Linked DNA regions of Mus musculus: all the other regions are linked to region 1. A link is a loop called in an ENCODE intact Hi-C map of the cell type or tissue named here. Cell type or tissue: gastrocnemius. All regions are shown on one strand.

What was found. A loop is a pair of places that touch in the nucleus more often than their neighbours do. Peaks named below come from ENCODE experiments on the same cell type or tissue, not always from the same donor. Only the 100,000 strongest peaks of a DNase experiment are listed, where the experiment ranks them.
Region 2: it touches region 1 in a loop (2.4-fold over the local background); 3 of 42 quality-filtered maps call a loop at or near these places.
Region 3: it touches region 1 in a loop (2.3-fold over the local background); 4 of 42 quality-filtered maps call a loop at or near these places.

What each region holds. Positions count from the first base shown.
Region 1 is chr1:60,664,797-60,672,796 of GRCm38, forward strand. No RefSeq gene overlaps it. Among named protein-coding and RNA genes, the nearest start is that of Gm38388, 69 kb to the left of the region's middle. In gastrocnemius, no CTCF peak of the experiment used is centred here; DNase peaks (open chromatin) are centred at 3,287, 3,642 and 4,447; H3K4me3 peaks cover 1,640 bases; H3K27ac peaks cover 4,788 bases.
Region 2 is chr1:60,813,289-60,821,288 of GRCm38, forward strand. No RefSeq gene overlaps it. Among named protein-coding and RNA genes, the nearest start is that of 2310016D23Rik, 39 kb to the left of the region's middle. In gastrocnemius, no CTCF peak of the experiment used is centred here; no DNase peak of the experiment used is centred here; H3K27ac peaks cover 3,611 bases.
Region 3 is chr1:60,612,851-60,620,850 of GRCm38, forward strand. No RefSeq gene overlaps it. Among named protein-coding and RNA genes, the nearest start is that of Gm38388, 17 kb to the left of the region's middle. In gastrocnemius, no CTCF peak of the experiment used is centred here; no DNase peak of the experiment used is centred here; H3K27ac peaks cover 3,946 bases.

The sequences.
Region 1 (8,000 bases):
CCTCAATTCATTAAAAAAATTAAGTTTTCTTTTCTATACTTTCTGGTTTGTTGTTGTTGTTGTTGCTTTTTCGAGACAGGGTTTCTCTGTGTAGCCCTGGCTGTCCTGGAACTCACTCTGTGGACCAGGCTGGCCTTCAACTCAGAAATTTGCCTGCCTCTGCCTTCCAAGTGCTGGGATTAAAGGCATGTGCTACCATGCCTGGCTTTGTTTTTTTTTTTTTTTTGTTTGTTTGTTTTTGTTTTTTCTTAAGATTTATTTTTATTGTGATCTATGTGTATGTGTTTATCAGTTTGAACATATGCTATGTGTGTGCGTGTGTCTGAAGAAGTCAGAGCCCCAACCTGGAGTTATGGCCAGCGTAGGTACTGATACTAAACTCAGGTCCTCAATAACACAAGTAAGTACTGTTAACTGCTGAGCCATCTCTCTAGCAACACTTTAAATTAAAACAGCAGCAGTAACTGCAGAGCCAGTCTTCTCTTTCATCCTCCTGCTATTGATAGTTTTCCTACCTCTTATTACTGAGTCATGTATGTTTTCATCAGAACTGTGCACTTGGTATAGGATATATGTTAGATTAGATTTGCTTACTCACGTTTTAGACACTGATAAATGTTTAGTAATGGCAGGAATGTAGCAAGAACACATGCTCCCAACATAGTCAGTTGACTACCAGAGTGGAGTAATTCTACTCTGAAATGTGATCTGTTCAGAACCACATAGCCTTTAAACCTTCAAGAGCACATGTGTGTCCTCCCTCGAAATGCCAGTAGGCTTAGAATGTCAGCCACGGAAGAGACAGAGCTTTTACACCAGGAAACAGAATGCCAGGGCACTTTATTTCTGTATGTTATTAAGTCTGTACGACCTATTCCTGTAGTTGAAGGAGTGTTGGAGGTCTGATTATAATTCATGCGCAATGGGAAGGCACTCAGGACGCTCTGGTCATCTAGTGTGTTCACTCAGCATCACTGGTAACACGGAAGAAAGGGATAAAAGCCTGCTTCCTCTAGGAGCTAGGGTGCATGGTGGGCATGAGTCCGGGCTAAATGTCTGCCCAAGCTCCTTTGAAAGGCTTCAAAGTTAATAACATCTTATTGCTTGTTGGTTTTAGAGTAGACCCTAATACAAGGCACAGGTCAACATTTTTCTCTGCCAGAATATATTATTTGCCAGCTGGAAGATATGTCTTTAAAAAAACAAGACAAAACATGAAACAAAACAAACAAAAACAACTGCACTGAAGAACAAGTGAGCTAAATCTAATCTCATATCCATAATTTTTAATGCGATGTAATTTTTCTAATGATGATAAATCTACCATTCAAAATTAGTTCCTGATACAAGAGTCACTTTGTTCAAAGGAAGTGAAGGTATTAATACTTCAGTAGAAATGTATTTTGAAATATTCTTTCTGGAAAATGGTTTGTAATATGTATTCCTGAAAGGTGCTTGCTGTTCTCTTCCCCAGACAAGATGGTCATCTTGTTTTTCTCTTTTGAAAATTTAAATAATATAGAAAAATATTAAAAACAAATTTAATCCCGATTTTCCCCGCTAAAGCTAACATTTCAGCAAACATACTTTCTATGTATCTTATGCATGCTACGTGTAAATTTTTGTTTATATATAATACACATATATGTAATTTTAAATGTAGACAATATTATACCTTTTCGTAATTTTGCCTTTTCGCTCAGGCATCTGCAATGGAAACTTTGCTTAATAAATACCAAGTTTTGTTTAACAGCCACAGAAGCAGCCCAATGTGTATATGCAAACTGGGACTTTAATTAATCCTCGGCTAGCAGATATTAAATCGTTTCTATCTTGGTGTTGTGCGAGGCCTGCAGGCCTCTTTTCCTCGGGAGCTCACCCATAAAGTAGAAGGATTGGAGAAATCTGATCCCTGAAACAAAGAGGGAAAAGAGCCATGTTGACCACTGCTGACACTTGGGAGCATAGAAGCGGGTTTTTCAGTAGACTGCTTGAAAGTCTCCACATTTTCAAAATCAATGTAATGGTGTCTTAATTCTGGCAAACATATGCCAGATGTTCTTATGAGCAGAAGAAACTAACTGTGCTGGTAACAGTAATGTAGGCAAGGCTGATTTTTTTTTCAACTATTTGCCAAGATGTGGGAAAAACCCCTTCTTACCCCTATGCCCCCATAACACAACATTTGGGGTACACTTGAACTGCAGCACTCATTTGATTTGATTTTAATGTGTCTTTTCGACTAAACTATTAGCTTTCTGAGGGCAGGGACTGTGATGCAATTTGAAGGATCCTTAGGACTGTTTGTCCTTTAATACCCTGTGGTAGTTTCTCATTTGCTCTGCCCCCTAGTTAGCAGTTACCATCTCCCTCTTTTTCCTTAGTGGTTGAAATATAAGTGTAATATTTGCCCAGGGCATACAAAGTTGGAGTTTGGGAGGAGCACTGTGTAATGGATTTTAAATTATTCTGATTTAACTCTTGGCTTTTCACAACCCAGGACAAATCCTTTAATTCTTCTGAGCCCCAATTCCCTCTGCTACAAGTGGAGATAATAGTCTACTTTAGAAAGTGCTCACATTGAGGGAGCTTGTGTTTTAAGGCCATTAACAAGATACCCACTGCCATGCTTAATAAATGGTAGCTACACAGTAATATCTTTTCAAAGGTACAAGTTATCCACATTTATATATGTATATGTCAATGACTATGTCTTGCCTTCTGCTCTAGTGAGCATAGCTACTAGATTGAAAGCAACACAAAGCTAAAAGGCAATAGAGATTAGGAGCCAACACACTCAATAAAATCAATTTGGAACATAGGTTGATGGAGGAAAACTAGGTTTTTATGTTCTCAAACCCAAAAGAGGTGTCTGGAGTATTGAAATGGGGGAAACAGAATTGGATTAGGTAATTCGACTCATAAGAGCATTTTATTAGGGTGAAAAAATTTTTAGATAGTCTGTAACATAAAGGGTATCTTTATACAACCCCAAGGAATAAAATCAAAAGCTATAAATGTAAAAGGTGACCGATAGAAACATTTGCTCTTTTGCAACTAACAATCAACCTTTTAGAATGACAGACTGCTTGAGGCTTCTGCACCAGGCTTCACTTTCTGCATACCAGCTAATGTATGAGCTTATTTTCCACCCGACAGTCAGTCTTGAAGACACAGGAATGCCTTGTGGTCCTGGTCACTAAGTTTGGATGAGGTTTCTGCATTAATCTGCTCCTGGGGAGGGCACAAGGAAGCAGTGTCACCGTGGAACGTAATACCAATGTTTGTTCCCCTCCCCCCGAGGTGCGGTACTAGCAAGCCATTTATACACAGGGCTGCCCTTCTGAAAACAGGTAGAACAAAGGACATCCACTCGGAAGAAGCACTTTCAGTTCTTAGTCAAAGATAGCTTCCCTTGAAAGGTAGAATGTTTTTAAAAGATGAGAAAATGTGTGCTCTGTGGGACCAAGGGAATCTCATGCAAGGAAGCACAATCCATCTCCCCTTGCCTGCAAGGGAGCCAGATCCTGATTTATTTTTTGTTCACGATTCAGCAGAAATACAATGCTCCGTTTCATAGAGGCTTATTACGACACAATAACAGCACTATAATTTCCGTCTCGATGAAGGGCTTCCCTTGGCTTTCGGCCGGCTGATCTCACTGTCCGTTAGCGAGCCTGCTGCTTTGGACACAGGGGAATGCCTTCATGTGTGTGCATCCTGTGTTCTTTTAACGAGTGTTTTATAAATGGTTTAACAGCTGTTATTTACTGACGTGTTTGGTGTTTGCATATAGTCAGACTTTTGCCTGGTGGGGAGATTTAGATAGTCTGTAAGCCACCGTGAGTGAGGGTGCCGCTCACTTCTGTTTAGTGCACAGAAGACCTTTCGGCTCCTTTGTCTCAGGAAACCTATAATTGTAAAATTCCTCCTTGATATTATCATTCACACAGGCCCAGACCTAAATACCTAACTAACTCTCTCTCTCTCTCTCTCTCTCTCTCTCTCTCTCTCTCTCTCTCTCTCTCTTCTTCTTCTTCTTCTTCTTCTTCTTCTTCTTCTTCTTCTTCTTCTTCTTCTTCTTCTTCTTCTTCTTCTTTCTTTGGCCATTCTTGATGTTGCTTGGAAATTATAGTCAGTTAAGTAAAATTTTTCTGGAAATGGCTCTAAAGCTAGGAACACTGCTTATTTTTGTCTATTTTAACAAGTTTTCTTTTCTTTTCTTTTCTTTTCTTTTCTTTTCTTTTCTTTTCTTTTCTTTTTTTCCCAGAAGCCTTTGGACTCAATGCCCCACGGCTATCTCTCAGCACCAGGGACCTTTGCTCCAGGACAGTATAAACGTTTCGTAATTCTTGCTTCCTGAAGGGCAACAACCTGAACTCTCACACGTAATCCTCCCCTCTCCTGTGGACGGGCTTGGCTGAGGTGTGCTGCCTTTCTGCAGTGCCAAAGGGGACGTGTCAGAGAAGGGATGACTCCCAGTGCCAGTAATAAACAGTTGGGCGGCAGCCTTCTCTCTAACAGCAAAGCCAAGCTTAGCAGTTAGTCAGCTCTTTCTCCCTCCATAGTCTGAGCTGACGAGTGCGTAGCTACTGGTTCCAAACACTTTCCTCTTTTTGATTAGAAACTGGAAGTGCCAAAGGAGAGACAAGTATTTTTCACGTTGGCTTTAAGTACACATATTCAGTGAGTGCCCACTTCGGACCAGAGACTGTTCAAACCCCCTAAGTATTATCTTTCTTCACTCCTACATTAACTGTCAAGAAGATGAGTTTCCATCTCTATGTGAAATCAAGTCTTTAAGGAGGTTTGGATACTTGCCTCGGGTTGCATATTAGCTGAGGCAAAGCTAGGGCATCACCCTGCTGTCAAACCCACTTTTAATGTTTCCCCTTAATTCTTAGAAAATTCATTCAACATTTTTTGATCATTGTCACATGCCTCCCCCATCTCCTCCCAGATCCACTCCCAACTTACTTTGAACCTAACTTTGTGTTCTCTCTCTCTCTCTTAAAAAAATAAAATAAAAAAAAACCAAACAGGTCCAATTTGTGTTGTTCAAAAATTCTTGGGGGTGGGGCCTGCTTTGGATCTGGTTGATCAATCAGTGGTCACATGCTTGAAGCACCCTCCCACCTCTAATCCCCAGCAGCTATTAAAGGCTATAGCTCCATGAGACTCCAAACCTGCACCTTTAACCACTGCGCTATACTGCCTCCCCGTGTTAATGCATCTTTTATCTGTATTTCCAGCACTTTGGAAGATTGAAAAAACCACAGACGCCTGCAGATAACACGTTTTATAATAGTTTCTATGCTTGTCATTATCTTTACATTGTATTGTTATATTAATTACTATGTTACAAATGAAACAGCCAGGAAACCGAGCTAGGTTCAAGCAAATTCAAGGATTTTGAGCTCTAAGATACCATCGTAACTATAGCCTTCTGCAGCTTTGTGTCTGCTCCTGGTTCTCTAAAGCAGTCTTTTGTTTTGCACGAACACTTGCTATGGAGAAATATCAGCTGCAGGGAACAATTCACAACGGTACCTACTACCCACTCTCCTTCCTTCCCCACAACCTCCGGTCCTGGCAAGTGCTGTTATTTTGAATGAATTTGATTGAAAGAGACAGGAAACCCACATTTATTTATTTTTTTCTAAAATTTATGAAACAAAGCATGTTTAAGAAACCTGGAGTTATTCTTGGTTTCTGACATCAACCTTCAGAGGAAAGAAAACAGTGGTGCCATAAATTGAAAAAGAGGTAGAGGGCTCAGGGACACTTAGCAATGTCAAGCATCAGTGCCATTGTCTTCAGTATGGGGCGTTCTAAGGCATTGAAAACACCAGCCAACGGGAATTTCCAAGATTGTGTAATTCTCTAACGGAGCTGCTCTGAGTTTCTTTGACTGCTCACTTTTGACCATTGCCTCTGGGATGCAGGACCCATCCTTAGGCTAAGCTTTCTCTTTCCCAGCCTCTGCATGGTGACTCCTCTGTATCCTCAGATAATGATTTCTCTCTAGGTGCTAGGTCTTCCATTACAGCACATAGCTTCCTGTTAGAGGTTGTCCATATTCTGAGTTCGCAGCACTCTTCAGTTCTGTATTATTGGTGATACAAATAAAAAAGCTTAAAGACATCAAAATGACACCACCATCTCTGCTTAATGAAACATCTAATGATGTTCATAGAAGTAATTCCAGCAAGAGCATACATAGCACATGCCTGTCTTTCAGAGATAAGTCTAGGTTTGAGGACAAGGTGAAGGCGTGTATCCCCTTTGCCTTGTCTATAGATTCATGGAATGGTGTGTTCATGTGTTTCAGTATTTCTTTGTTGTCGGCCTGCTGTTTTATTCATTGCAAAGTGAATCAATGTACTTCCCTGTAACAGTACATAGACTCATTTTATTTTGTTAACAAGTGAGGATGCCATGCCATACTGTTTAGGGTGTAATAACTCACTGTTATCCCCAGCAGCTATTAAAGGCTATAGCTCCATGAGACTCCAAACCTGCACTTTTAACCACTGCGCTATACTGCCTCCCCGTGTTAATGCATCTTTTATCCGCATCTCCAGCACTTTGAAAGATAGAAGAAATACAAATCACAATAAAAAGAAGGGCAGAATGAAAAAGAAATGCAGAAATACATCTGAAGTTGCTTGCCCAACCAATGGCCCTACAGTAGCATTTGAAAGATGATTTTACTCTCTTCTTTGTGGAATAATAATGCTAGGTTGCTGTTCTAGTGAGTGGTACCCAGACTTGGCCAAGAACTCCAGCCAATCCTCATAGTTTGATGATTTAGAAGATGTGCAGAAAACAGTGTTCAATACATGTACTTAAGAGCTGGCACCTGTTTGGTACTGAGAGATCAGGGTGCTCCCTAACAGTTAAAGAAATGCATCATAGCCAGGCAGCAGTGGCGCACGCCTTTAATCCCAGCACTTAGGAGGCAGAGGCAGGTGGATTTCTGAGTTCCAGGCCAGCCTGGTCTACAGAGTGAGTTCCAGGACAGGCAGGGCTACACAGAGAAAGACTGTCTCAAAAAAAAAAAATAAAGTGCAGCATATTATCCAGACATGTGCAGTGGTTGCAGTGAGAAGAGGCATCTTTATCTTTTTCTTATGCACAGTAATTCAGGAACTAGGCTGGACATTTCCTTGTTTTCCTCTAGCACAGAAAATAACTAAAATGGATCTCTTTAAAATCTACAGAATTTATGCTCTTCAAGATTCCTAATCTCATAGGCAGATGTAAATCCTGAGTAGCTTTGAGGAATAGACTAGAAAGAAAAGGAATAACAAAACCCACACGTTTCATCAAGTGAGCCCATGCTAAGGCTTCCATGCAAGTAAGATGAGGGCAGAGCTGCCTTACTCAAGTATTCAAGTGTTTTTTAAGCTTATATTGTGAACCAAGTTTATTCTAGTTTCTGAGAATAAAACATAAAGACAGATAAATTCCTGTTGTCATTCACTTAAAGCTTAGTAGGAGGCACAGGTGATACGAACACAAATTAGTGTATAAGATGTCAAAGAGGAAGGGAGGAGAATGGTGAGGGGGGAAATGGGATTAGTTCATAATGAGTAGTTAGAGAAGGACTTCTGATAACGGCATTTGAACAGGAAACTGGTGCGTTCTGCGTGTGTGTGTTCGGCATGCCTGTGTGCGAGTATGTGTGTGCATGTGTGTGTGTGCACACGTGAGTGCCTCTGTACATGTGTCTGCATGTGTGCATGTGTGTGTGAAATATATTCTAGGTTGAAGGGCATCAGAAGTAAGGAACCAAGGGGGGCAGCATATTGTTCAAAAGCAACAAGAGGACCATTGTGGTCTGCATCCAAGGGAACCAAGAAGGTATCCTAGGTGATGGTACAGGGGTGGGGAGCATTATGGTAGTCCCTATAGATTACTACAAGAACTTGACTTCTAATATGAATAAAAGGAATCCACTGAGGAATCTGAGCAGGCTTTTAAAAATTAATTAATTT
Region 2 (8,000 bases), 150 kb after region 1:
ACAGAAAAGTAACTAAAATATTTTTCCCCAAAATTTTAATTTTATGTAACAACTATTAAGAACTCAGGGGACTGGTGATGCCCTATGACACAGTTTGGAATGTTAGTCCTCTCTTGGCTCTACCATTGGCTTCTACTCAAGGCTGCTAACATTTGTATCCAAACTGAAGCTGTGAATCAAACAATAATAACTTTAAATTGTGTGGAGCACTTAGTTATGAAATGCCATTGCATGGGTTTTCTCTGTCTACCTTCATCACAGGGCTCAAAGGTAGATGTTTGTTCCAATTTATAGATGTGGTTGCTGAGGTGCAGAGAGTTCAACTGGTTGTTATGACAACACAGAGGAGAGAGATTTGAATACTACTCTTCTGCTTCCTAATGGAAAGCCTGTATTGAGCATGCTCAGAAGAGGATCTGTATCGTTCTTTGTGCTTGAGGATATGTATACGTGACTTGGAGGAGGAAGATAGAAGGACCTGGGATAAGATAAAGAAGCTGCCTGTTCTTTTCACATCTGAATCGATGTCCAGAAAACTTCACTTTCTTTAGTCTTAAAATGGGAAGCTAGGACACTCTCAAAGATCAGAGCTCAGGTAACAGAGACTAATTTTCAGTTGCAGTTGATCCTGGAAAAAAAAAAAGCTTATTTTGCTTACTAACTTGGATTCCATAATGATTCTATCTTCACCTTGACATAAATCATCAGCAACAACAACAACAACCCTCCCAAACAAAAACAATCCATCTTTGTCACTGGATGAAGAAAGGCAGAGCTCCAGGCCTGTGGCTGCTAATTCCATCACAGACAGAAACAGGGCAAGGATTTCCAAATAGCTAAGATCAAAAGTATTAAACAGAGGTGTTCTTGCATACAAATTAAACATCTCACCAAAATAAAAGGCAGCTTGATTTTTAACGTGGGGAGAGAGAGAGAGAGAGAGACAGAGAGACAGAGATAAGAGAGGCAGAGATAAGAGACAGAGATAAGAGAGGCAGAGATAGAGAGACAGAGAGAGAGATAAAGACAGAGAAACAGAGAGAGAGGCAGAGAAACAGAGACAGAGAAACAGAGACAGAGATAAGAGAGGCAGACAGAGATAGAGAGACAGCGAGGAAGCATGATTGATTTTGACCATAAGACCTTGATAACCCCCATAAAAAGGAAAAAAAAAATATGAATAACATTGAGGAGAGATTTAGGTCCTAGTATAACCAGAAGTGATGATACTTATTTCCTGCATCAAGTAAGAGCATCTTAGTTTTTTTCATAGAGATACATTTAAAAAAAATAGTAGTATTCATAGGAGACATTTTCAGGCTTTGTTCTATCCCATATTTCTCCAAAGGACCTTAGTGCTTCCTGCATCTTCAAAAATACCACAAATACAAGAAGCACAAATCTGGGGCTGTGCATAGATACACATGGTAATATATACAAGTGTAATGACGACAGGTCAGCAAAGCATGTGGTTGAACTTGAAAGTACTGTTTAAATCAGAGCTCCTATATTAGATACACTCTAGTGTGCTTGGGGTGGTCTATTACCGTCCAGTACAAGGAGGGTCATGGACAATAGCTCATACCTCATTGACATGAACAGGGTCAGATGTTCCAAACAAAAGACTCATAGGGGCTGGGATCCCCAGAGCTTCACTCATACTCCCTTCTCTTAAACTTTTATTAAGCTGAGAGTAAAGTAGTTCAATTTTAGTAATAAATTACAACAGAAACCTAGGGCTGGCTCCCCAGGCCTCTTTTGTCTTTCCATCTTTAATCAATTATCTTCAAAATTCTCAGCAGTATGTTTAATTTCTAGGAATAGTATCTACATAGAAACTATTTCAAAAGGAAGGTTGAAGGGTCAAAGGCTTTATTATATTTACTCTCAAAGTGATTTTTCTTATAAATGTGTAATATACAATGAATGAATTAGCACAAATAATGTATCCATAACTTGTATATGTGTACACGGTTAAAACAATCCCATGTATACCAATGTATACCTGTTTTAATGTAAGAAATAAGCTTTAACTAGTAGCATTGACCCTTCCTCTATTAAATCCTCTTCCTCCTTACCCGAGGAAAGATATTGGTTGTGCTTTAATCATTTTCTTCCTTTCCTGGATATTATTATTATTATTATTATTATTATTATTATTATTATTTGGTTTTTCGAGACAGGGTTTCTCTGTGTAGCTCTGGCTGTCCTGGAACTCACTTTGTAGACCAGGCTGGCCTCGAACTCAGAGATCTGCCTGCCTCTGCCTCCCAAATGCTGGGATTAAAGGCGTGTGCCACCTTATATATATGACTCTTTAGGTAATATTTTAGCTTTACATGTTTTAACTTTTATTTAATAAAAGAGTTGTTGTGTGTTTTATTTGACAACTTAGTTTCTCATTCAGTGGTGGGTGTTGGGAATGGGCTTTCCCGTCCTGATGTAGGAGTGAGTGATTTGCCTTCAGCATTAAGTGGGAGGTTTACTCCATTAGCTTTCTCCAGGCTTTTTATCTAGCAGGTATCTACCAGTAAAGAGTGTTCACGTGATCATTTGCTGAAGATTCTTTTAAAAATTACAAATGAACAGTGAACTGGCAAATATTGGCAAATACTTTCCCTTTTCGAGCTAATCTCAAGGCTTTTCTAATTCTAAACGCTGCATGCTGTTTTGATAGGTGCGACAACGTATTCCTTAATTCGCTGTAGGGAGCATAGCTGACTGATGAACCCTACTGCTACTGGATCCAAGTGTTAGGTTCACACTAAGGTCAACCTCTCCATGGGCTATTCCTAGTCTGTGACTAAGCAGGGTGAGATTACACTTGTAGGGCTATTTCCACAGTGAAGGACAAGTCAAGAACTCAGTGTTGACATGCTTAGTGTGCCATTCGTATTGTCAAGTGTGGAGTGAAGTTTGCTTGTAAATGGAACCACTGGGCTTTCACTGGAGATCTCAGTCTCCTAAAAATTTGATGTTGTTTTTTTAAAACATGATTTACCAATGATGGAAAATAAATGAAAAAGACCCTAGCAATGGAATAATTGGTCATCAAAAAAGAAATATTCTCATTTGAAGTGAAGCTAACATAGGGAGGGTATTATCTTCCATTTTACAGCTTATGAAACAGTTAAAAAATACAATACTTGACTTATTTCAAAATGTATTGGTGGGGTTTCCAAGTCTCCAAAAGGGAGATAACACAAAGTGAATGGACCTTTTAAACATTTATCTGTCCGTCATCTATCTGTCTGTGTGTCTGTCTATTGTATCTAATATGTGTCTGTATAAGTGTATATGCATGGGAATGTGTGTCTTCATGCTCTTCTGGAGGTCAGAGAATAAGGGAGTCCTCACCTTCTATGATGTAGCTCCTAGGGGTCATCAGGCTTGGCAGCAAGCACCTTAACCCACTGCTTCATCAGCTGGGCTTTGCTTGAAATGAGATACAGACTCTTGTAAATGACTGCAGTACGAAAGAAATGGATGGAAACAGCAGAGCAAGTGGGGAAGGAGTGGCCGATGAGCTGGAGAGTTTATACAGCCACATCCCATGATGGAAGACAAAAATCTGCTCCAAGTATTACTGGATCTTATTTTAAGATTTCAATTCTTCCCCCTTTCCTCCTCCTTCTCCCTCCTTCCCCCTCTCTTCCCCTTACCGCCAACCTCTGTCTATCTGTCTGTCTTTCTGCCTTCCTTTTTCGAGTGGGGTTCAGTCAATGAGAAGCATCAGCCGGATTTTAGAAGGTCACGTTGATGGAGAGAGTGAGTTCGGGTACCTTATCCTTCTGTCTTCCCATACCTGATCCTCTGACTATGTTGGGTTGGCTGCCCCACATGACAGTCTCTGGATTCTAGTAGTAGCTTCCTCTGCTTCATTCAGGCTTGCTGGATAGTCCCTTTCTTGACTCTTATTCATATTAAGATACCACACTATCAGTTCTTATTTACGTAAAGATTGTGCACAGTTTTGTTATTGGTCCCTTTCTTCAATTACACAGTGCCACCTGTGTCAGCTGATACCCAGCCTGATTCAGGATTGTTTCAGTTTTTTACTCTCTTCAGGTGCTTTCACCATCTCTGTGTGTTTCCTTAGTTCTGCTCACACTGCACTAGTAGTCCTGTTAAAATCCCTTCACCCTTTTCTTCTGGAGTAAGGTGTGGATTCTGGGTCCTCCAGGACCCTGACTGACATATAAGTTAGGATGTGGTTGGATATGGCCTGCTCAGCTACAGAATGGTTAAAAGAGCTGGAGTTAGATGTTCTACTGTATGAAAACAGTACAACAGAAAACTAGAGATGAGGAAGTTGTTGACACCAAAGTTCCAAAAGAAAACTTATATCCATAGTAAATAGGCTCCTAGCTAAATTCCAGAACAGACTGTTAAATGATATATTATGATTGCTTAGTTCTGGAGAAGTGGTCTTCACAAAGATGCCAGGAGAGGTTTCATTCAGAGAAAGCAGTAAATTTTTTCACATTGTTTAAAGTGATAGATACTTGTTGAACCATGACCTCTATGGAATGTGAGAATACTTTGACAGAAATATTGTGATGTTCTAGTAGAGAAATGAATGGCAGCTGAAATTTATGTAGGTTTTTTTTGAATGAAGATTTTTGTTCTTATGTGGGGGGATGTTGCAAATTAATAGTGAGTGTCAGCTTGGAACCAAGTCTCTTGGGCATTCTCAATGGCTTTGGTTTTAGTCATGTTTAAAAATGTCTCCAAGATACTGGGATACATGGGAATCATATTTAACATCTACAAATTTGATAAATTGTTGAAGAAAAGATAATGTTCTGAGTTATAAGATCATGATTTCAAATTACCTCAGTCACTTGGAATTTTTGACTTAAAAAGGAGCCATGAAATGCAGTGGGTAAAGGCGTAATGGTTGGAAGGGAGGGAACAAAGTGATATTATTCATAGATAACATGATTACATATGGAGAAAGTCCAGAAGAATCTACAAACTATATTGCTATGTGAAATTGTCAGGCTCTTTAGATAATTGGCATATGTGCAAAATTAGTCATATTTCCATACTAGCAACAAATAGAGAATTAAATAAGAGATTCTTTGTAATGACATAAAAACCATTCCATATCTAGGAATAAATGTAATAAAATGCACGGATGCCTTTTGTTTTAAACAGTATAAAACATTATTGGGAGAATGTAAGCCGCCTGTAGCTGCCTGCAGCTACACTAACTGGGTTCCTGAGTGGGAGGCAGGAGCTGTATGGGAGAGAACAACGAGAGAAATAATGGAGGCCAAGACACTTTTTTGTTTAAGGCCCTCCGAAGTTTACTGAGAGTCTGTGCTTATAAAGAGGGTAGGCCCATCCCCCACCAGCCCATTCTTGGTGCCTGGAGCCAGCCCATAGGCGATCTACAGGGTGTGTCTCCGGAACATCTCAAGGACCTTTTAGCAGTAGCAGAGTCTTGAAGAAGAGCAAATAGAGCCATCAAGGTCAGAAGGCTCTACCCTAGGTAATTTCCTTCTTAGTGGCAGCAAGGTCAAAGTCTGGATCAGCCTGCTTCAAGGCTGAGGGAGGCTACAGGAGAATTAAACCCACCTAAGCAAGTAGAAGAAGGGACCAGGATGATGGATGGGAAGACTTAGAATTATAAAGATGTCAGTGATACAGAAATTTATGTTATGAGTTCAACACAATTCTGGTCAAGATACCTGGGATTATTTTATGGAAAGGGCCAACATAATTCTACAATACTTGTGGAAACACAAATAAGCCAAAGTTATAAAGGAGAGTCAAATTAACCAAAGGAACAGAGTCCACAGGTGCTTTTACCTGCTTAATGATAAAGAAACCACTCAGTCCAAAGTAGAAAGAAAGACTTCTCAGGAGCTGGAGAGATGGCTCAGCGATTAAGAGCACTGATTGCTCTTCCAGAGGACCTGAGTTCAATTCCCAGCAACCACATGGTTGCTCACAACCATCTGTAACAGGATCAGATGCCCTCTTCTGGTGTGTCTGAAGACAGAAACAGTATACTCACATAAAATAAATAAATTAATTTAAAAAGAAAAACGGATTTCTCAGTAAATGGTGTAGGGTCTACAGGATATCCATACAGGAAAAATGAAAACAAACAACAAAATAAAAACATATCTTGGCTTTTGTCTCACAGTCCCAAATCTAACCCTAGATGAGTCACCAATCTCAATTCGAAAAGTAAAACAGAAAGATTGTGGGAATAACAAACCTTGTGATGGAATCTAAGGGCTGTTCCACTAGACAATTCACATCTATATAATACACTGGTCAAAAGCTCATGACAGGCTAGGTGTGGTGCATGCCTTTAGTCCCAGTACTTGGGAGGCAAAGACAGGGGAAGCTCTGTGAACTAAAGTTTAGCGTGGTCTACATAATGAGTTCCAAGACAGCCAGGGCTTCACAGAGAGACCCTGTCTCAAAACAGAAACAAATAAACCTTCTGGTCTGGGAAATGATAGGCCTTAATGGGGAGCTTTCTACCATTGTTTTGTTTAATGGACATGTTGATGTGTTTTGTATATATTTATATTTATGTCTATGGGTTAGTGCTGCTCTCAACTGTGGCCAGAGAAGCTTCCCACTGTAGAAGTCAATGCAGAGACACATTAGTGGTCAAAGCACTGAGAATGAGTGACTGCTGTGTGCTCAGGCCTAGGTGGGGCAACTACATCATATCATACTCCAAGGCTCAGGAAAGATGGTGGAAGAATGCCTGGAGAGAGAGTAAGAGCCAGAAGATGGGAGGCCTGCTGTGAAATGCCGACTTCTGGTCATGACATGGCTGTTGCACTAATGAAGTCAGTGCCTAAGATTCCCCCAATAAGCCAGTACTCCAGCAGGCAGCACTAATTAGACCAAGAGAGTTATAAAGGCAACTGAGAAGGCATGGGAATGCAAGTGGGATATGCTGCCAAGTGAGTGGGGAGCGTGGGAGAGAATTGCTGGGGTGTATATGATCAATGTACATGCATATGAAACTGTCAAAGATTAAATAAAAGATTAAAACAGAAAACAAAGACTTTAAGAGAAAACATAGAGAATCTCATGATTTGGAGTAGACAAACATTTGCTGGAAGAGTCATAACATGAAAAAAATTAGTTAGTAGGACTATGTTAAAATTAATAAATTCTTTGATATCTTTCAGAGGCTAAGGCAGCAATCTGAGTATGAAGTATCACTTTGGAATGAGAATGGCCTCACAGTAGCTATCACAACAATGCGAGTGAATCCCAGAGCTACAACTGGGCAAAGAGAGCACACACTGTGACTGCATTTATATAAAATCATAGGAGTTAGGTGGCGCTGCTGGAAGACGGACCTGCCAGTTACTTTTCTCACTGCTGGGGCTAAAGCAGCTTAAAGAAGGTTTAGTTTGGCTGCTGGTTTGAGGAGGGTACAGTTTATCATGGTGGGACAAGCAGGGGAGCTGAGAGGAGAGGAAGCACTGAGGAAGCAGACAGACAGACAGACAGACAGACAGACAGACAGACGCATTCGGTGCTCAGCATGTTTTTACCTTCACATTCCATTCAGGACCCGGGGACATGGCGTGCTGTCACAGTGATTCTAAATCCTGCCAAGTTGAAAAATCAAGATTAACTACCATACCAGAGTAATTTTTATCCTTGGGCAAACTATGGCTAATTGGGGGGTTGGGATGATGAAGTTTTGGGGGCTCTGGGTCAGACTCTTCTTTTGGTTGGTTACCAATGTGCATTTAGTGTGTGAAAAATCTGTTGAGTTGTGAATTGGACTTTGCAGTGTCCTGCAGGTATGTTAACTCATCAACGAAACCTTTGACAATAAGGACACATATGTAGTTTTGAGCTGAAGTGCAAATGAGTGAATTGCACAGCTGGGGAATCTATGTCACATGTTGCTAAACATAAGGCATCTTAGAAAGCACTTCTAAAAAAAGTGGCAGTTAGGGAGAAGAAAAGACAAAAGAAGCAAGCATTGCAGTGTTTTAGACTAT
Region 3 (8,000 bases), 52 kb before region 1:
GTTCAATTAGGGAATGAGTACAAGGTACTTTGAATAAGATCCACAGCTAAGTTCAATCCATAGTAGCCATTTTTTTCTCCTTCTCTTGAAATTACAGACAATGCCACCTATTACTAAACTTCTGGTTGGAGAAGGACTTGCAAGACAGTGATAAACTCGGGGATGGGTTATCTGTCCATCTCAATTCCTAGGTTCATCCATATTTGTACACAATACAACAGAGGGACCATCAAATGTTCAAACATTTATGAAAGTTTTTCTCAGAAATGACTTTTCTGGTTGCATGCTATAAGGGAGATCAGGTCTGGGCTTACTAACACTCTGTCCTTTGAATGTTTTGAATATGAGCTGTGCTTATTATAGCTGACTCTTATCCAGAGATGGGTGTGTGCCAATCATGTAGAATGGTTGTCAATGGTCTGGAGAATAGGCACTTTCCATGTGCAACTAAGTCTATATATTCTCTCAGCTGAGAGGCAGGACATAAAATGCCATGGAGCAAGTGGGATGTGGGGTATGGGACATTTATAAGTAGCAGAGCATTCATTGTACAAATATTTCCTGTGTCTCAGTCCCCTCTGACCTTAGCTACTTTTTAAAGTTACTCACCCACAGCTCCTGCTATGAGCCATAGCCTAGCACCTCCTTTTGCAGTTCTACCAGGATGTCTTAGTCAGTGTTCTGTTGCTGTGAAGAAATACCATGACCACAGCAACTCTGAGAAAGAAAAATATGAAACTGGGGGCTGGCTTACAATTTCAGAGGGTTTCATCTGTTATTCCCATGGCAGGGAGTGTGGCAGTATACAGGCAGACATAGTGCTGGAGAAGCTGACATTTCTACATCTGGATCTACAGGCAGCAGGAAGAGTGAGAACCTATGGGCCTGACTTGGGCTTCTAAAAATCTCAAAGCCCACCCCCAGTGACACACTTCCTCCAACAAGGCTACACCCACTCCAACAATGTCATACCTCTTAATCTTTTGCAAGAGTGTCACTCCTTAAACAATTAAACATATGAGCCTGGGGGGGGGCATCTTATTCAAATCACCACACAGGTGCTCCTTGCCTTGAGTATTGAGTGCTTTTTGTTGTACTGTCAATCAGACCTTGCTACCCAAATCCAGTATTCCCTTGTTGCTTCTCTGATGGACCCTGTAGCCCTGCTATTTGTATATTCATTATGGCAGGCACACACTCATTAACATGTTGGGCATTTATTATATTGATGTTCTCTACGTGTTAGGTATTGCACTTGGCCCTGGGCATTCAAAGATGACTCAAGTCTTTGACTCTAGGGAGGAACAGAAATACAGATAAAGCACAATAAAGGCAGTGACATGGTGGGCAGTATTTAGAAATAGGAACTTTGAGTCTGAATGTTTGGATTCATGTTCTGGCTTGTCCCTTGCCAGCTGTGTGACATGGATAAGTTATTTAAAGGCTCTGGACACAGTGTACTTATTTGTAAAGTGGTGATTGTCATTGTGCCAACCTCATAGGATCATTGTAAGTATTGATATTTAGGGATATGGACAATGCCTGAAACACAGCAAGGTTAAATTTATATACTTATATAAATTTATATATTGGTTAAATTAATGAGTAAGTGACTATAATAAGATATATCATAGGGAATTATAGGAACACATAGTCCTATCAGCAAGATTAAAGCTTTGCGTCCATTTAACTTTGTTCTAGATTTGGGGATGTCTTTCTGCTTAAGAAGATATAAAGGAAGTGAGTGCAGCCAGTTTGGCTGTTCAGCCTCAGTGCAGTGTTAGTGTAAGCCAGTTCTAATTTTGCACTGCATTCCCAGCAATGAACCCCTTACTGTTCCCTTGACCCAAACTCAAACCTGTGTCTCTAGGGTAGTACCTGGGCCTATTTTGCTACCCTTAGTCTCTGCTTTCATTTCTGGACGAGTCTTCAGTTCTGGAAGAGAAGTCTTGCCTTGGTTACCAAGCTGCCCTTGTCCACAAGGATTGCAGCCACTAGCCCGGCAGTCATCAGATCTTGCTGTCTAGGTTTCTATATAGTACGTGCTCTAGAGTTCTTCTGTATTCTTCCACTGGTTCTGCCACCACACCAGCCTACTATTTTACTCTCCTGATGCTATGCCCTACCTACCTTGCTAGTCTTTTCTAATGCCCACTCCTCTCAGCAGAAGGTGTTTAGTTTTTGGTCTTAGCTGGATCATGGCTTCCTACCACCATTTACTCTTCCCTACTGACTGGAGGAAGCAGCCAAGAAATGCTGAGTCAGACATTCCTGTTCCACAATGGAATGATCTAGTTTAGCTGACCCATTTAGGAATTTCCGGGTATCTGTATCAGGAGGTAGTAGTAATAAATAACCATGCCTCCCTCCATAGAGGGAGCTGCTAAATAAAGTTTGCCACATGATGTGGGGGAGTATCTTTTGGTGCTCAAGTTAAGAAAAACTTCTTAGTAATTCTAGCTATGCTATACCTGAGTATACACCCATAGGACTCTAAGTCAACATATTACAGAAATACTTGCACATACCTGTTTATTGCCACACAATGACCAGAAAACCAGCCTAGATGTCTATCAACAGACAAACAGATAAAGAAAATGTTGTATACACACAGTGGAATTTTATGCAGGCATGTAGAAAAATGTTAATTTTTTTAGGGTTATGTAGAACTGGAGATCATCATGTGAAGTGAAATAAATCAGATTCAGATGACAGATACTTCATGTTTTCTCTTCTATGCATATCCTAGGCTTGGATTTATATATAGATGTGTGTGCATGTGTGTATGTGTGTGTGCGTATGTGTGTGTGTCTGTATGTGCATGTGTGTGAATGTGTGTATGTGTGTCATGAGAGAGAATGGAGAGATCTTGAGGGAGGTAAGAGGTGAAGAGGGTGATGGATCTCTGGGATAATAAGGCAGAAGGGAAGACTATCTAGGAAGGAAGGTACTGGGGACAAATTAGAACAAAACATAATTACCCATATGTAAGGAAATGCCACTGTAGAACCCAGCCCTTTGTGTGCTAGTGAACTCTTCCTCCTGTGCCTCTGGGTTTTTTCACTTCTGTTTTTCTGCATGGCTTTTATTCTCGGTATCTTCATGCAGGCTAAATGTTTTAAGAATCTACAGGCTGCCCCTTTGCTTCTCCCAGCCCTATTTTTGCTTCTTGGAACTTTCTAAAACTTGAGTACAATTTAAATATCATTGCATATAATGTCCCTCTCCTTGGACTCACTTCCTTCAAAGCTGGCTACTCACTTTGTTCTTGAATATGAAACCCCATCATCTCCATTATGGTGATAACTTCAAGGCTTCATCACTGATGAGGGCGTCATGAATGAAAGTCAAGAGTGGAAGGGACAAAGGGCAGAGTAAAATGCCCTGCTTTTAGTGACACAACCCAATTTTCATTAGGCCCCATGTAGTTGTGTAATTTCCATTAGACACATGCTGATTTCTTTTGGCCCTATGCATGGACGACAATCTTATTTCCCCTTCAGTTCTATTTAGTACTTAGATGTAATTGAAAACTTAATTATGAGTGCGGCAAGCCATTTGCAGAGTATTTCCCACTCATGAATGGTTTTCTCATCCATGTTTTATGGTATGCATTTATTTCTTGATTGAAATAATTTTCACTTCACACAGTATCTGACATTTGCAAGGGTTTTAAGGAGCATTTGCACATGTCGTCTCAGCACTCCATGAGAGGGGCAGAACCGTTATTATTCTTAGGTTACAGAATAGGAAATCATGGGACCGAAGAAGGATGTCTGAGAGCTGAGTAAAAGCAGCATTGGGGGTCACTGCAGGTCCGGCACTTATAGCTCAGACAGTGTTAACTATTTACCAGCTATATGCCTTTCTGTCAGTTTCTTAACCTCTCCAGACATACCCTCCTTCATCTGAAAAGGGAGGGACTTCTGCCCAGGGTTAGGCTTCCTTCTTAAACATGTATGATACTCATATTTACTTTCTTAGTCTCTGAAAGATGAGGAATCATCACACACACACACACACACACCTTAATGTATTCTTTCACTTGTAGCCCCCCCCCCCCCCCCCCCACACACACACACAAGTGCTCTTTTGGAACAAGATTGGAGGCCTATGGAGGTCAAAAAATCCTAAAGTAACGCTGCAGTCTGTGGTGGTCCTGGACTAAGAGGCTCAGGGCACTGGACATATTCTTTAAAAGTGTCATAGTGAGTCATTCTAGATACAGTGAAGTTGCAAATTCCAGTTGAGTGAGGTTCTGGAGGGTTTGCAAGTTGGGAGGAAGTTGGAAAGCAATTCGTTTTAGGGGAGAGGCAAGCTGGACATCAATGGCAGTTTTGCTGTTTGTTGATTGATGGAAATGTGGTAAGCATTAAAATTTAGACCAAAAAAAAATCTTGTAAGACTTCTACAAACTGAAATTGTGAAATGCCCTTTGAAGAAACAATGGATTTATTAATATTTATATAAATCTTGCTGTAATATCTTCTTCCTTCTGTGTTAGCTATGATAACAGTAACAAAAAGTGGGGAGGAGGGCTGGAGAGATGACTCAATGGTTAAGAGCACTGACTGCTCTTCCAGAGGTCCTGAGTTCAATTCCCAGTAACCCCATGGTGGCTCACAATCATCTGTAATGATTTCTGATGCCTTCTTCTTGTGAGTCTGAAGACAGTGACAGTGTACTCACATGTATAAAATAAATAAAGCTTTAAAAAAAGGTGAGGAAATTGAGATCTTAAGAGTATAGGTTTTGCAACACAAGATATGGAAGGAGCTTGTGTGTGTGTGTGTGTCTGTCTGTCTGTCTGACCATACATGTGTAGGTCAGTTGTTACTGATGATTATCTACAGTCAGTCTTTGTTTCTTTCTGTCTCCTTTCTTGTGGTGGTAGGATTAAACCCAGGACCTTGCCTGTACGTTGTGTATACTATCTCTCATTAACTTACACCTCCAGCCCTTAGTCTCTTTCCTTGATCACCAGTAGTCATTGATAGAACTGTGGGATTCTTTTGAGTGCTAGGCAAGCACTCAACCTCTGGGCTACAGTTCCAGCCCCAAAATACAATTACTAACGAAGTAAGCTTACTATGAATAAGGAGTAGACTCTCACTGAAGCTGTGAGTGAATCAAACATGTCCTCCGACAACTCTGACAGTGCTTGTAATTGTCAATGGTAGAAAAATTTGCCATGAGATAAACAAAATAAGGAATGACTTCTCTGTGTGAGTTTAAGCTACCAGAGCTCTGTGTAATACACTCAATATTGTGTTTAGATATTTTTTACATCTATTGTAACACTTTTATTAATTAATTGAGAACTTAATAAAATGTGTTTTGATAATATCACCTCCACTCTTTCCCCTAACTCCTCCTAGACCAACCCTGTCTCCCTCCCCAACTTCTGTCCCCTCTCTCTTTCTTTTCCTTCTTCTTCTTCTTCTTCTTTTAAATGATCCATAGAATCTGATTTGTACTGTTCATTCACTCCTGGGTATAAGGCCACCCACTAGAGTGCGGTAGACCTGCCTAATGTTATTCAGTGAATATGTTTTCCTGTGTTTCTGGGATCACAAAGCACTGTAGTGTCCTTGGCTTTTGAATAGACAGTGGTAGTCTCTGTAGCCATGTGGAGAGGGATTTATACCTCTGCTAGAGGTTTTGAAAGGTGACTGTTCTGTAAGGAGGGTGTTGTGGACATCGTGAGCATCATGGTTACTTTTAGTAAGAGCCTGGAAATAGAACCAAGTATAAAGTTGCCAGATGGGAATTTCCCATGTGTACACATGGAGGCTCTAAAACAGCCCAGCAGGGGATAAGTATGCTACATTTGATTGAGAAGGGCTAGACCAATCCCAGGGCTTGCTAAGAGGTGTTCAGACTGTTTCTAAAACAATATCCAACAAGGGGGTCCTTAGAACACTCTTAAATAATAAATTAATTGAGACAAAGTTCATGTTTCACCAATCTCTCTCTCTTTCTGTTTGTGTGTGTGTGTGTGTTTGTATACATGCACAGCTATGAGAGGAGACCAAGGGGCAACCTCAAATGTCATTCCCCAATCTCTGATAATCTTTTTTTGGGGGGGGAGACATGGTCTCTCACTGCTCTCTCCAAATAGGTTGCATAGCTTGCCTGGCAAGTGAGCCTTAGCCCTTCTTAACCTCATCAGTACTGGCATTGCAAGTGTGTGCACCACTGTGTTCAGGTTTGTTTTCTTAAATGTAGAACCTGGGGATCCAGCTTAGGTCCTTGTGCTTCTAAGGCATGTACCTTACTAACAGCAACTGGTTTAACCCCAGCATGTACCTTACTAACAGCAACTGGTTTAACCCCAGCATGTACCTTACTAACAGTAACTGGTTTAACCCCAGCATGTACCTTACTAACAGCAACTGGTTTAACCCCAGCATGTACCTTACTAACAGTAACTGGTTTAACCCCAGCATGTACCTTACTAACAGTAACTGGTTTAACCCCAGCATGTACCTTACTAACAGTAACTGGTTTAACCCCAGCATGTACCTTACTAACAGTAACTGGTTTAGCCCCAGCTTCATTTTCAAAGCAGTCAATGGTTTTGAGTGTATTCACGTGCAACTATCTAATCTCAGATCCTATTTATTATCTTTAAAAGAAATAAATTGTCATTAGCAGTCACTGCCCTTGGTCCCTAGCAAGTGTCAGTCTGATTTCTGTCTGTATGGATTTCGCCTGTACTGGAAATTTCACTTGAATGAAATCATACCACGTGTGGCTTTTTGTGTCTGGTGTCTTACAGCTAGAATGACATTTTCAAAGCTTATCAGTGTGGCATCTATTAGTACTTCACTCCTTTTTAGAGCTGAAATTATTCATTAGATGACTGTACCATATTTTGTTAATCTATTCATCTGCTATTGTGAATGTGGGTTGTTTTGATTCTGGGGCTTGCTATCATTTGGAAAAACATCTCCACCAAAGTCCATGTATTTTTAAATGCTTATATCTTATTACTATTGCTGGTATTGTTTGTTGTGGTAGTGTGTATGGTTGGTGTGTTAATGTGTAGACTAGTGTGTGCCATGGCAGACTGTGGGGGCTAAAGGGAAACTTTCAGGGGTCAGTTCTTTTCCTACCTCTCTGAGACATTGACTTTCTTGTTGCTGCTACTGTGCTGTGTACTCCTGAGTAGCTGGGCCATAAACTTCCAAGTGATTTTCCTGTCTCTGCCTCCCATATTGCCCAAGGACTGTGGGACTCTAGATATGGACAGTGCATCTGGCTTTTTTACGTGGCTCCCAGGGATGGAACTCAGGTTACTAGGCTTGCTCAGCAAGTGTTTTTACCTGCTGGGCCATCTTGCTGTCCCAGGTTTTAAAGGCTTGGTTCTGAGCAGAGCACTGTTGGAATGTGTTGGATCCTTTAGGAGGTATAGCCTAGGAGGCCTTTAGGTCTCTGAGGAAGTGTTCTTGAAGTGGACTGAGAGATCCTAGTCTCTTCTTTTTTCTCTCTACTGCTTCCTGGTTTATGATAAAGGAGGTTTGACTCCATTATTCTCTCTCTAGACACTTCCTCCAGAATTCCCAAGCAGTGGGACCACTTGATGATAGACTGGAGTGTCAAAACCCATGAGCTAAGAAAATTGTTTCTTGTCTAAGTCAACTATCTCAGGCACTTTGTTACAGTAGCAGGAGGCTGATTAGTACAGGAGTACTGTAAAGATCGTGGCTGTGAATATCCATGATCATATTTATGCGATCTTCTGTGAATTTGACTTCTGTTCTTTGAAGTCTGTAAGCAGAGCATGGTATCCATCTCTTTGCCTAGGCATGAGACTGGCTGGATTCACTCTTGGGGTGGTATTTTCGGGAAGGCTTAGTTGAAGAGAGAAGACCTACTTAACGAACCATTTCTTCCCATGGGCTTGGATCCTGGGCTGAATGAAAATGAGGAAATGAGCTGAGAACCAACATTAATCTTTGCATTTAGTTACTTTTGTGCTTCTATGATAAAATGCC